Linked DNA regions of Homo sapiens: region 2 is linked to region 1. Evidence: chromatin loops called from intact Hi-C (ENCODE). Cell type or tissue: IMR-90. All regions are shown on one strand. Links, peaks and the distances in the headings refer to the core of each region. The heading gives the core; the rest is flanking DNA.

Evidence for each region. Hi-C counts contacts between places; a loop is a spot of excess contacts. Peaks named below come from ENCODE experiments on the same cell type or tissue, not always from the same donor. Only the 100,000 strongest peaks of a DNase experiment are listed, where the experiment ranks them.
Region 2: a loop joins it to region 1, with 5 times the contacts of the local background. A loop is called at or near these places in 5 of 110 quality-filtered maps.

Annotation. Positions count from the first base shown.
Region 1 is chr3:132,185,281-132,190,672 of GRCh38, forward strand. No RefSeq gene overlaps it. Among named protein-coding and RNA genes, the nearest start is that of TRC-GCA6-1, 41 kb to the right of the region's middle. In IMR-90, for the core only: no CTCF peak of the experiment used is centred there; no DNase peak of the experiment used is centred there.
Region 2 is chr3:132,397,309-132,402,700 of GRCh38, forward strand. It overlaps the pseudogene NIP7P2. Among named protein-coding and RNA genes, the nearest start is that of DNAJC13, 17 kb to the right of the region's middle. In IMR-90, for the core only: a CTCF peak has its summit at 2,203 (motif pointing left); a DNase peak (open chromatin) is centred at 2,173; H3K27me3 peaks cover 242 bases.

The sequences.
Region 1 (5,392 bases), core at 98-5,097:
ATACTAACAACCTCATAAGGTTGTTGTGAGGATTAAATAAGATTAGTGATATAAGAGTCTTAAGAGAGCCAATGGCTCATGGAAATGTTTCTATAAATATTGACTACTTTTATTAAATGATGAGAGGTTGAGTAGGAAGAAAAGGAAGATAGTCTAATGGGTGGAAGTTTCTGGGAGACAGATTCAATTCCATAGGAGGGAAGCATTTCCATGCATAAATGCCATTTGACAATGGAGAAGGTATGCTGTCCTTGTTCCTCTTTCTGAGTAGTATCCCTGGATGCCGCCTTAAGCCAATGGTCTTTACCTACAAAGCTTGGTCTAGGTGTCAAACAGTACCCTTCCCTTATTTGAGAGCTGAAATATTTGAAGCTGAGGGAGCAACTAAGGGGGCAGTACTGCCTTGGGAATTAACTAATTCAAAATCCCAGAAGACCATGCTAATACATTACCAAACCTATGGGAGCTGGGCAAAGAGAGAGGATCCTGGAGGGAGGCCAACAAGAAAAAGGAAGTCAGGTAGAACCTGGAGTTACTACTCACCAAGAAAGAAGCAGCTGCTGGGGTGTGTGTGTGTGTGTGTGTGTGTGCACAAGGCTATCCAGTGGGGATTGTTGGAGCACGGGCAGGGGCAGATGCCCTCTTAAGGTGCTAAGTTTTCAGTCACTAAATCTTTTCTTACAGAAGCAGGGAGCCCTCTAAAAGGAGACCACAGATGGTGTTACACCTCTGGCAGAAAACTTGGTCTGCATGTATGAGTTCTATATATACATTTCCAAATCTAACAGTTATACTTTTCAATGGGTTATAAGGCCCCATATAAGGTGCCTATATAGCCACCTTCTTTCCTCCACCCCTTTCCATACATTTAGTCAACACATATTTATTGAGTACCTACTATGTAGCAGACATGGGGTGCTAGTTACTGAGGAAACATGGTTTCTGTCATCAGGAAGCTTATAGCCTAACCACTGTTATCCAGTAGCTATATAATGTGAGCCATGTATATAATTTAACATTTTCTGGAAGCCACAGTAAGAAAAAAAACAAATAAACCATGAACTTAGCCTTAACACTCTATTTTATTTAAGTATATCCAAAATATTACCTCAACGTGTAATTAACATTTTAAAAATTATTAATGAACTATTTTGCATTTTTTGTATTAAGTCTTTGAAAATCCAGTGTGTTTTTTACACTTACAGCACATCTCGATCTGGACTAGCCATGTTTCAAGTGTTCAATGGACGTATGTGCCTGTTGCTCCCATATTGAACAGTGCAAATTTAGCAAAGAGTTCTTTTAGAAAATAATAACTATATAGACTGAGAGCAGAGATAAGCCCTGTTTTGTGGGTTAGCAATGGTGTGCTGGTAGTTGTTTAAAAACTGGCTTCAGGGAGTAGATAATTTGTAATATCTGCTGATTTCCATAATGCCTTAACCTAAATATCAGGCCAAATAGGAATGACACCTTCTTCTGAGATCATAAAATTGTTCTTCAAGTGCTGAAGAAACAAACTTCTCTCCCTAGAAAGTGGACACAAAACTAAGTCAGGGACATCAGAGAGAATGTGGCCTGGTTTCATAGTCAGGTGGTCTAAACTCCAATCCTAAAAGTTTAATTATCTTCAGGAAATCCTCACACTTTAGCTCATCTGTGCAATGGGGATTACAGCAATTGCTATGAAGCCACAAAGGGATAAAATGCATGAAGGAGTCATGCAAGGACCCCTACAAGTGCAAATTTTTATTATTGACTTTTGCAAACTTCCATCAGTGAGGTGTTCGAAGTACTTATCTTCTAATTGACCAATGGAGATTATATCTATTTATGGTATATAACATCATGTTTTGATTAATGTATATATTTTGAACTGGCTAAATCAAGCATTAGCTTGATTATAATGAGCTAATTGATTATGTTGTAATATGTTAATTATAACGTATTACATACTTATTTTGTGATGAAAACAATATTTACTGTGTTAGAAATTTTTAAGTGCACAATACAGGTTATTAACTATAATCACATTTATTGTACAGTTGTACAATAGACCTCTTAAACTTATTTCTCTTGTCTTTTGGCCAATATCTCCATAACCCCACCCCTAAGAATTATTATTAATTATTCTAGCTTGCCCACTTAGGATCTACTATTACTATGGGAAGGCAGGTGGCCACTTAAAGGCCCCAAGGAAGCTCCAAACTGTCATGTTCCTAGGAAATATTAGGAGCAATTTCCAGGACTAAGGTTGCCCAGCCCCCTCCCAACATGTTCCTGCTGTCCAGGAAAAGTAGCTTCCTAGAGAGATAATTAAGACATGGTGGCAATTTCTGCATGTCTCTGTGGCTCTTATTATTAATGAAAAGGGGTAGGGAGGAGCATGATTTACTCATGGTTCTGTAATATAATCACAAAGTAATACAGCTTCTCAAATAAATATTGTCAACTAATTGCCATCAATCCTCAAAAGGCCAGCTGTGATGCTGTGATTAATGGGCATTTCCATCAAAGCTTCTCACACAGCAGAACTAGAACAGATGGCTACAGGTGATCAGTGGAACTAGGTGATATAGGGGCAAATATTAATAACTATGACTATTTATCAAGTGTTTCCTGGGGCTGGTTTCAGCCACAAAGGCAGGTGCTGAATATTCTGAGCTGCCCTTTTAAGCACTAAGAATTATGATGATGCTCAAGGTTTGAGCCTGGTAAAAGCCCTCCAGCCAGTATCTCCTCATCTATTAAACAGAGCAGGCTCATAACCCACACTCCAGAGTTTAGTTTTAGAAGGTTTTGCTTTTCTTTGTCATGATATATGAATCCGGGTAACTGTTACTGATCTTTTGACGTGGACATGGGAGACACAGTCAATCATCAAGACATCTGGTAAAATGTCCAGAGCAGAAAGTCACATGGTGCCAGAATCTCCCAAGGCGAGAAAGAAGGATTAGAGTTGCCAAATGAAATACAGGACGCCCATGCAACATTTCAGAAATATTTATCTTAACAGATTATTTGTTGTTTCCCTGAAATGTAAATCTCATTTGGTGTCCTGTATTTTTATCTGCTGCACCTGTCAACCCTAAGATGGGTACCTCCCAGGTTAAAGGTACAGCAGCTAGCTAATTTGTCCCACCTCAACTAGTAATATCCTCCTCACATTCTTTGTACTAGGAAAATGAATTGCTTGTGACAAATATTAATTAAAAGCCAAAATTTTACATTTTAAAGTACACTTGAGGTATCCATCCCATTTTCTGTCCTTCCTTTGAATTCACAAAAATAAAGCCCTCCCTCATTATTATAGGTTAAAATGGTCTTTGTCTTCTTTCAAGTTATTTTAAGGTCTCATTATGGGCCATATTCTCTATTAAACGTTTCAAATATAGCAATTAGTGCTCACAACCAACCTACAAAGAAGATATTTTAAAAAAAGAAGAAGAAGAAGAAGAGAAATGTCAAGGTTATCAGAACCTAGGAAAGTCCAAAACACTGCCACAGCCAAGAGGACCCTAGAGAGACATCACAACTAAATGTGATGCGGCATCTTGGATAGGCTCCTAAAGAAGAAAAGGGACATTAGGGGAAAACTAAAGAAATAAAATTAACTATGGACTTTACTTAATAATAATGTGTCAATATTGATTCATTAATTATGACAAATGTACCATCCTAATGTAAGATATTGATAAAAGAGAAAATGGTATGGGGTATGTGGGAACTTTATACTACCTCCTCGACTTTTCTGAAAATCTAAAACTGTTCTCAAAAATAAAGTCTACTGTATTTAAAACTGAGAAAATCTATAAAACAATGGTTTTCAGACATTAAAAAATAGAAAAGAAGGTTTCTTAATCCCTATTTTATAAACAAATAAATTCCATAGAACTTAAGCACCTTTCCCAGGTTGCACAGGTAAATCAATGGCAGAGATAAGATTCAAATCCAGGTAGACTCCAGAACCCATGGTGAGATGCATCTCATGTAAAATCAATCCAGGGTGCACTGTTTGGGAGCCTTCCTGATAGGGAATTATAAGGATCTATTGGAATTAGAAACTCTGTCAACTTCTTTGTAAGGTGGGTTGTTTTCCAAATAAACAGATCCGCTTGATTTTTAAAATTAATTGCCAACTGGGGCTTTATTAATAGAGCAGCAGGGGTCTAAGAATAGTTCCAAATTGCGTTCACCTTGGGATTTAGGCTGTCAGGACAAGTCTGAAGAATACTAGGGCCCAGGGGAAAAGGCGGGCCGGGTGTGATTCAAGGACAGGGGCCCAGGCTTAGAGGGGTGGGGGGAAGGACCCTGAGAAGAGGATGCGATTCTCTCTCAGATTTTTCCCTAACCTCTGAAGACTGGAGTCTAAATGATGGAGAAAGAGAGCTGCAGTAAACAAGTTAGTAAATATAGCTTTGTTTGTTTATAATCTCCCTGGGCCATCAAGGGGACATTAGCAGCAGCAGGTTCTGTGGTGACATTACAGGACACATGAGGTCAGTGCCAGCAGCCTTTGGACAGGCATAACAGCCTTCTACAGCAACCACTCCATCAGGCAGTGGCAGGGCAGGGCTGGAAGAAATCTCCACAGCAGATCAGAGCATGAGAGGAAAAAGGCTAAAAGCAGGTTTGGCAGGGGAGTGGAGAGCACGTTTGAGATCTGCTGCAGGGACTTTCAGGACCCTTTGGAGGAAACCAACGTCCCACTAGGCAAGTGGGGGCAGAGATAAGAACAAACTGATTTCTGGTTATTTTTATGAAATATTCTTAGCCCCTGGCTGACTTTCTCTGGAATAATTAGGGTACATGAAAAACAATGGGAACCTCACTCTTTTTTACATAGCTTTCAAATTCAAAAATAGTCTCTTAATTCTAAGATAATGAATAAGAAAACATAAGGAATAATTACTGTGAATTGTCTCAAAATGTACATTCTAGAACGTCTATCAACATGTAATAAACCTATGTTCTATAGCTACTTTTAAGTTTTTCTTATGTCACTAAAAGTCTTAATTTCACAGCATGTCTAATGTAAGGTTTCCCCAAAGAGAATGTATTTTTTAACCCTGCTAAGCAATTTATAACCCTTTACAGGAGTCAGATATTCAAAATGCTTTTATACATATCTACTATTTTTTTCTCATTTTCTTCGAAAATCATGAATGCAGTTATTACCAGGAATTTTTCCCCTTGTACTGTTTTGGTGCCTTGCAGATTACCAAAAGCCTACAGGATCACTTTCTCACTTGAATTCATTTAAATTCTATGGTATGTGCAGGGTAGCATGAGTTGGTAGTAGTGGTAAGGCATCATTTATTGAGTCTTCATTAAGAATCAGGCACTGTAAAAGTGATTAATTATAATGGTTAATAATTGTTGAGGGCTTATT
Region 2 (5,392 bases), core at 185-5,184, 210 kb after region 1:
AGGGTCCACAGCTTCATTCTTGAAGTCAGCGAGACCAAGAACCCACCAATTCTGGACACAATTGGAGTGAAAATAAAGTGATTGGAGGTGAATTCAAGCAATAATAACATCTTGGATGGAACAACTATTAGACCATTAAAAGTCTACAGGGTAATGGTAGCAACTGAGGAGCTTAAAGAACTAAGACCCAACAGCTGACATCATCAGAGAGGTCAGCAGATGACACAGTGAAGGCATTTCTAGCAAGGAAGACTTGTTTGGAGCAGAGTAGAAGTAAGGATCCTGAGCTTTGCAAGGTCATGACATCCAGGATTCAGAGCTGGAATTAAACTTCAAAATTTCAAATTTCTGGTAGTTAACAGATCTACTTACAACATCTATTTCATAAGGGTCTGTGACAATCCAGTTAGATGACATATATAAATAACCTAGTGCAGTGGTAGTTAGTATTATAATTAGTATAATTCACCTTGTTATGAACTCCTGTGAGTAGAGAGGAAACACATGTCGCTAATCACATCCCACATTTTCATTTGGGAGATAGGCTGTTGGAAAACAGACTAAGGGACCCACTGGATCACGCCACCATTCTGTGATTGGTCTGGATTCTAAAACCGGTTCCTTATTCCCAACACTGAATTTAATTCATTCTGAACAAGACAAGTTGCATTTGTTTTAAAAACTCCCTGAATGCATTTAGGTAAAGAGAAATAAATCTGCCTTGAGCTTCACATTGGCAAGAGAACATACCATTTTAAGAAATGAAACAAATAAAAGTGAATCTTTAAGTTTTAGGAAATATAGTATACTGCTATAAGATCGGAATATATAACTCAAAATTGTTTTATTGGTTAGTTTTACCACCTTAATACAAAATGTACTACTAGAAGCTTAAAAAGAGCATGTCTTTTGAATTTTAATGAATTTTAGTGAAATTTAATTACAGATTAAAGTTAGATAAATGGGTTGGTGGAATACAGGTCTAAATATTCATTATGTGTCCATTAATTAAACTGCTTATTATTAAATTAACTTGTTAATTTAATTTTTTGACGAATTACAATTAAAATTTTTTCATTTTGTGAAAGACCTAGTTCATGGTCCCAGCTGTATATGATACAAGTGAATACTAATTCATAGCTGAACAACTATCATTTACTCTTTAAAGCATAAGTGTATATTATTCAATGATGTATCTATGGAAGACTTTTATCTTAGACTCACTCAATAGCTATATTTTTGATGGAATAAGGCAGAGACCTGAGCAAAATTTGGTAACTGTGATTGAGGGAGTGGAGAATTTGGGCTCCTTTTCTTCATGAGCATTTTTTCTTCAACCTCTTGCTTTTCTTCAATGGCTTTTTGAAGGGAAAAGTCATTATTACTAGGAAAATCTCTTTTATATTACTCTTTAATTTTATTTTGAGTAAATTTGTGTGTGTGTATGAGTGTACATTCTCTAAATTTTAACACGTGTAGATTCCTGTTATCTACCACCATAATCAGGATGTAAAACAGTTCCATCACCCCCCAAAATATCCCTTGTGCTATTTCTTTTTGGTCACCACCTCCCCCTGCCCATAACTCCTGACAACCACTAATCTGTTCTCCATCTTTATAATTTTGTCTTTTCGAGGCAGTCATAAAAATAGAATCATGCAGTAGACTTTTCTAAGACCAAACCAAACAGAATCCCTAGGCTAGCAAATGGCTGATGTCACAAAATCATGCAATTTATAAAGATGCCATTTTTGGAAGTTTTACCGCCTTTTCTTACTATACTGCTTGAGTGCACCAGATACTGTTTTTCAATCTAGAAAGTACTAAGAACTCCAAAGACCCCCCACTCCACCCGCTTTCTCTCAACAGTCTTAATCACAGACAATTGTCAGTATCTGTAAGTACTACTTACATGTTAGCTTTCATCCTATAGGGCTGAGTCTGGGATGTTTTAGTCACTAAAACAGTATTTCTCAGAGCAGGGCCTCTCAAATGTCTCGTTACCATGAGGGGGTAACTTCAGTGGTATCAGTATACAGAACCTTCCCACTGTTCCAACATTTGTAAATATCCTTGTTATAGATCTTTTGCATGGTATAATCATTGTGACACAAGAAGCTGGGGCCCATAGTCTTTCCCAAATGTTTCTGAGGTTGCTCAGAGGGTTCAACCACTAGTTTGTGGGTATAGTCTGCCATCTACAGTCCACAGGTGGTCTTTGCATGCTTGCTTTCATGGCAGTTTAAAAATGTGATTTAAATGCAAATAATATGTTTTGGTGTCTTCTGTGAAAGAATGGAATAGTGCATCTGGATTTCTTATCAACAATCTGATGATCTGACTCCCTCCTTCAAAACATTATACCTAGCTAAAACTCTGTCCAAATTCCCTTAATATTGGGCCAGAATTTGGGTATCACTGATCTGAAGAAAAAAATATTGGGGAGTGAGTTATATCAGTCTAATTCTGGGGTAGCTTACATGGTTTGAGGTTCGTATGTTTAGTTTACACACTTCGAGTTTCAATTAAGGTTCCCAGCTGTTGGGGGAAAAAAACACTTTTCCTCATGCAGATTTAAATTCTGTGGTCAGAAATGCAGAAGGAAAGGTAGAACAAAAAGTAGTTCAAGTCTTTGCAATTTTATTTCTCTTTTCCTGAAACCTTCTGCCACCCATTTCTTCACCAGATTCTTTTATTATCAAGATTCAGGCCTCAACTCAAATGTCACCTTCTAGAGAGGCTTTCTCTGACCAAGTGAGTAAAGCGGCTACTCTGTCCTTCTCATCCCCATTACTTTCTAGCCCATTACCCTGATTTTATTTCTTCATATCACTTAGCACTAACTTAAACTGTCTGATTCAGTCATATTTCTATATATTTATTGTCTTTATCTCTTCCCCCTCACCCACTAGAGCAAGGGCCTTTTCTTGTTCACTACTACATCCCCAATACTTAGAACAGAGCCTGACCCATAATAAATGCTTTAAAAACATTGGTTGAAAAAAAATAAATAGATACAATAATTTGGTGACACTAGCCATCTAGTGATTTGGTTTGGTCTGGTTAGAAAAGTCTACAACATCATGAATGCTCACCTCAAGCAACTCCGAACTATGGGGAACTCCTGAAACCATAGCAGTGTACTGGGAAGAGTTTTCTGAGCAGCCCATCCTGGGAGTTTTGGAGAGCACTGTTTTAATTGCTGGAGGAAAATAGCTTTTAAAAGCAAATTTGAGATTGTGATTTGATAAAAAAAAATGTTCATGTAAGATTAAAAAACTTGGACTCTGATCCCTAGATTTAAGGGGAGCTCTAACAATAATTATCCCCAGAGTTCCAGTTTCACGTAAGAAGGAGTAAGCATGCTTCACACCTTTTCTCACACTGAATATAATTACAAACCCTGGACAGAAGGCAAGAACAAGTATTTGAAGACTCTGAAAAGTAAATAACAGCAGCCAAATTTTGTAGTACCATTAATCTAAATCCATACATATCAATCATAACATGAATGTAAATGATCCAAACATACTAATTTAAAAATAGGAATTTTCCCTAAGCTCATCAAGCAGTATACATTTTATATATACAAGTTATATGTAAAAACTTCTTTTATATGTCGGACCTCAAAAAAGTGAGATTTTTTTTTAAAAAAGAAATTGTCAAAATGGATTTTTAAAAACCGTGACTCAACTCTATGCTATTTACAAGAAACACAATTCAAATATAATACACATTGATTAAAAGTATGGGTGTGTGCCTGTAGTCCCAGCTACTCGAGAGCCTGAGGCAGGAGGATCACTTGAGTCCAGGAGTTCGAGGGTGCAGTAGGCTATGATCACACTACTATACTCCAGCTTGGACAACAGGGAGAAATTCCATCTCTTAAAAATAAATAAATAAGACTGAGACACGAGGATCTGGTGTTCCAACCCAGCAGGAAAATGCGGCCTTTGACTGAAGAGGAGACCCATGTCATGTTTGAGAAGATTGTGAAGTACATCAGGGAGAATCTTCAGCTGCTGCTGGACCGGCCTGACCGCACCTACTGTTTCTGGCTGCACAACGACCGGGTGGACTATGTGAGTGAGAAGATTGTGAAGCTGGATGCCAATATCTCCGGGGACAAGCTGGTGTCACTGGGGACCTGCTTCGGAAAAGTCACTAAGACCCACAAGTTTCGGTTCACGTCACAGCCCTGAATTACCTTGCACCTTATGCCGAGTATAAAGTGTGGATAAAGCGTGGTGCAGAGCAGTCCTTCCTCTATGGAAACCATGTGTTGAAATATAGTCTGGGTCGAATCACCGAAAATAGTTCTCAGTACCAGGGGAGTGGTGGTGTACTCCATGGCAGACATCCCTTTGGGTTTTGGGGTGGCAGCAAAATCTACACAAGACTGCAGAAAAGTAGACCCCATGGCGATTGTGGTACTTCATCAAGCAGACATTGGGGAATATGCACAGCATGAAGAGACGTTGACTTAAAACGAAGTCATTGCAAGGACAGCTGTGTGGAAGGGCCGAGTTTTGTTTCCTGTGTTTGTGTAGACTCCACCATCATGTTGAATTTTGTCAACACTATGGCCTCTTCAGGGACATCTTAGTTTACTGTACTCTCTATCACTGACAGATGCAGGCTGGATTCTTATTATATACAGAGATGGCTCAAAAATGGGGTTTCAGATCTTTGTGTTTGTGATGAAACAGAATACTCCGTTTCAAAAAAATTTAAATAAATAAATAAAGGATGGGAAAATACACATATTCTCAGTAGGAAAGCAAACATGTCTTCCATATGAAACAAGTATTACACCATTCATTTGTGTATTCATTCATCAAATATTTATTGAAAATATACTAGGTTCAAGACATGATGCTGAACATTTTTATCTAACTCATAATCTTAAAAGCCATATTTAAGAGTGAATTATGTCAGTCAGGGACCAGATGATAGTACCTGAATCACAGTAGATAGGTAGAAATTGTAAAAATAAATAAAGTAAACAAAAAAACCTATAGTCCAATACTTGAGATAGCTTTTGATCTATAAAGGCAAAATTTCCACATGTGCATCAAGATTGTCAGGCAAATTCATTAAGTGGAAATAAAATGGAGAGAGCAAAATCAGTTGAATAAAAGAAATAATTATATTCTTTATTGAGTTATACATCTTTCTTTTAAATAAGCATGTTTAACAAAATTGAGGTAGCAAATACAGTAATCAGTCCACCACTGTCACATGGAAAATAGTATTACAATTAGAAGAGAAGTTAAGATGAGGTTAGGAATCCTCATTGATAGGGAGTATTATGTGGATCTTCTATTCTGTTTTTGGTTAAATAGATATACTTTTCTTTAAAGTAGGGGTTTTGTTTGTTTGTTTGTTTGTT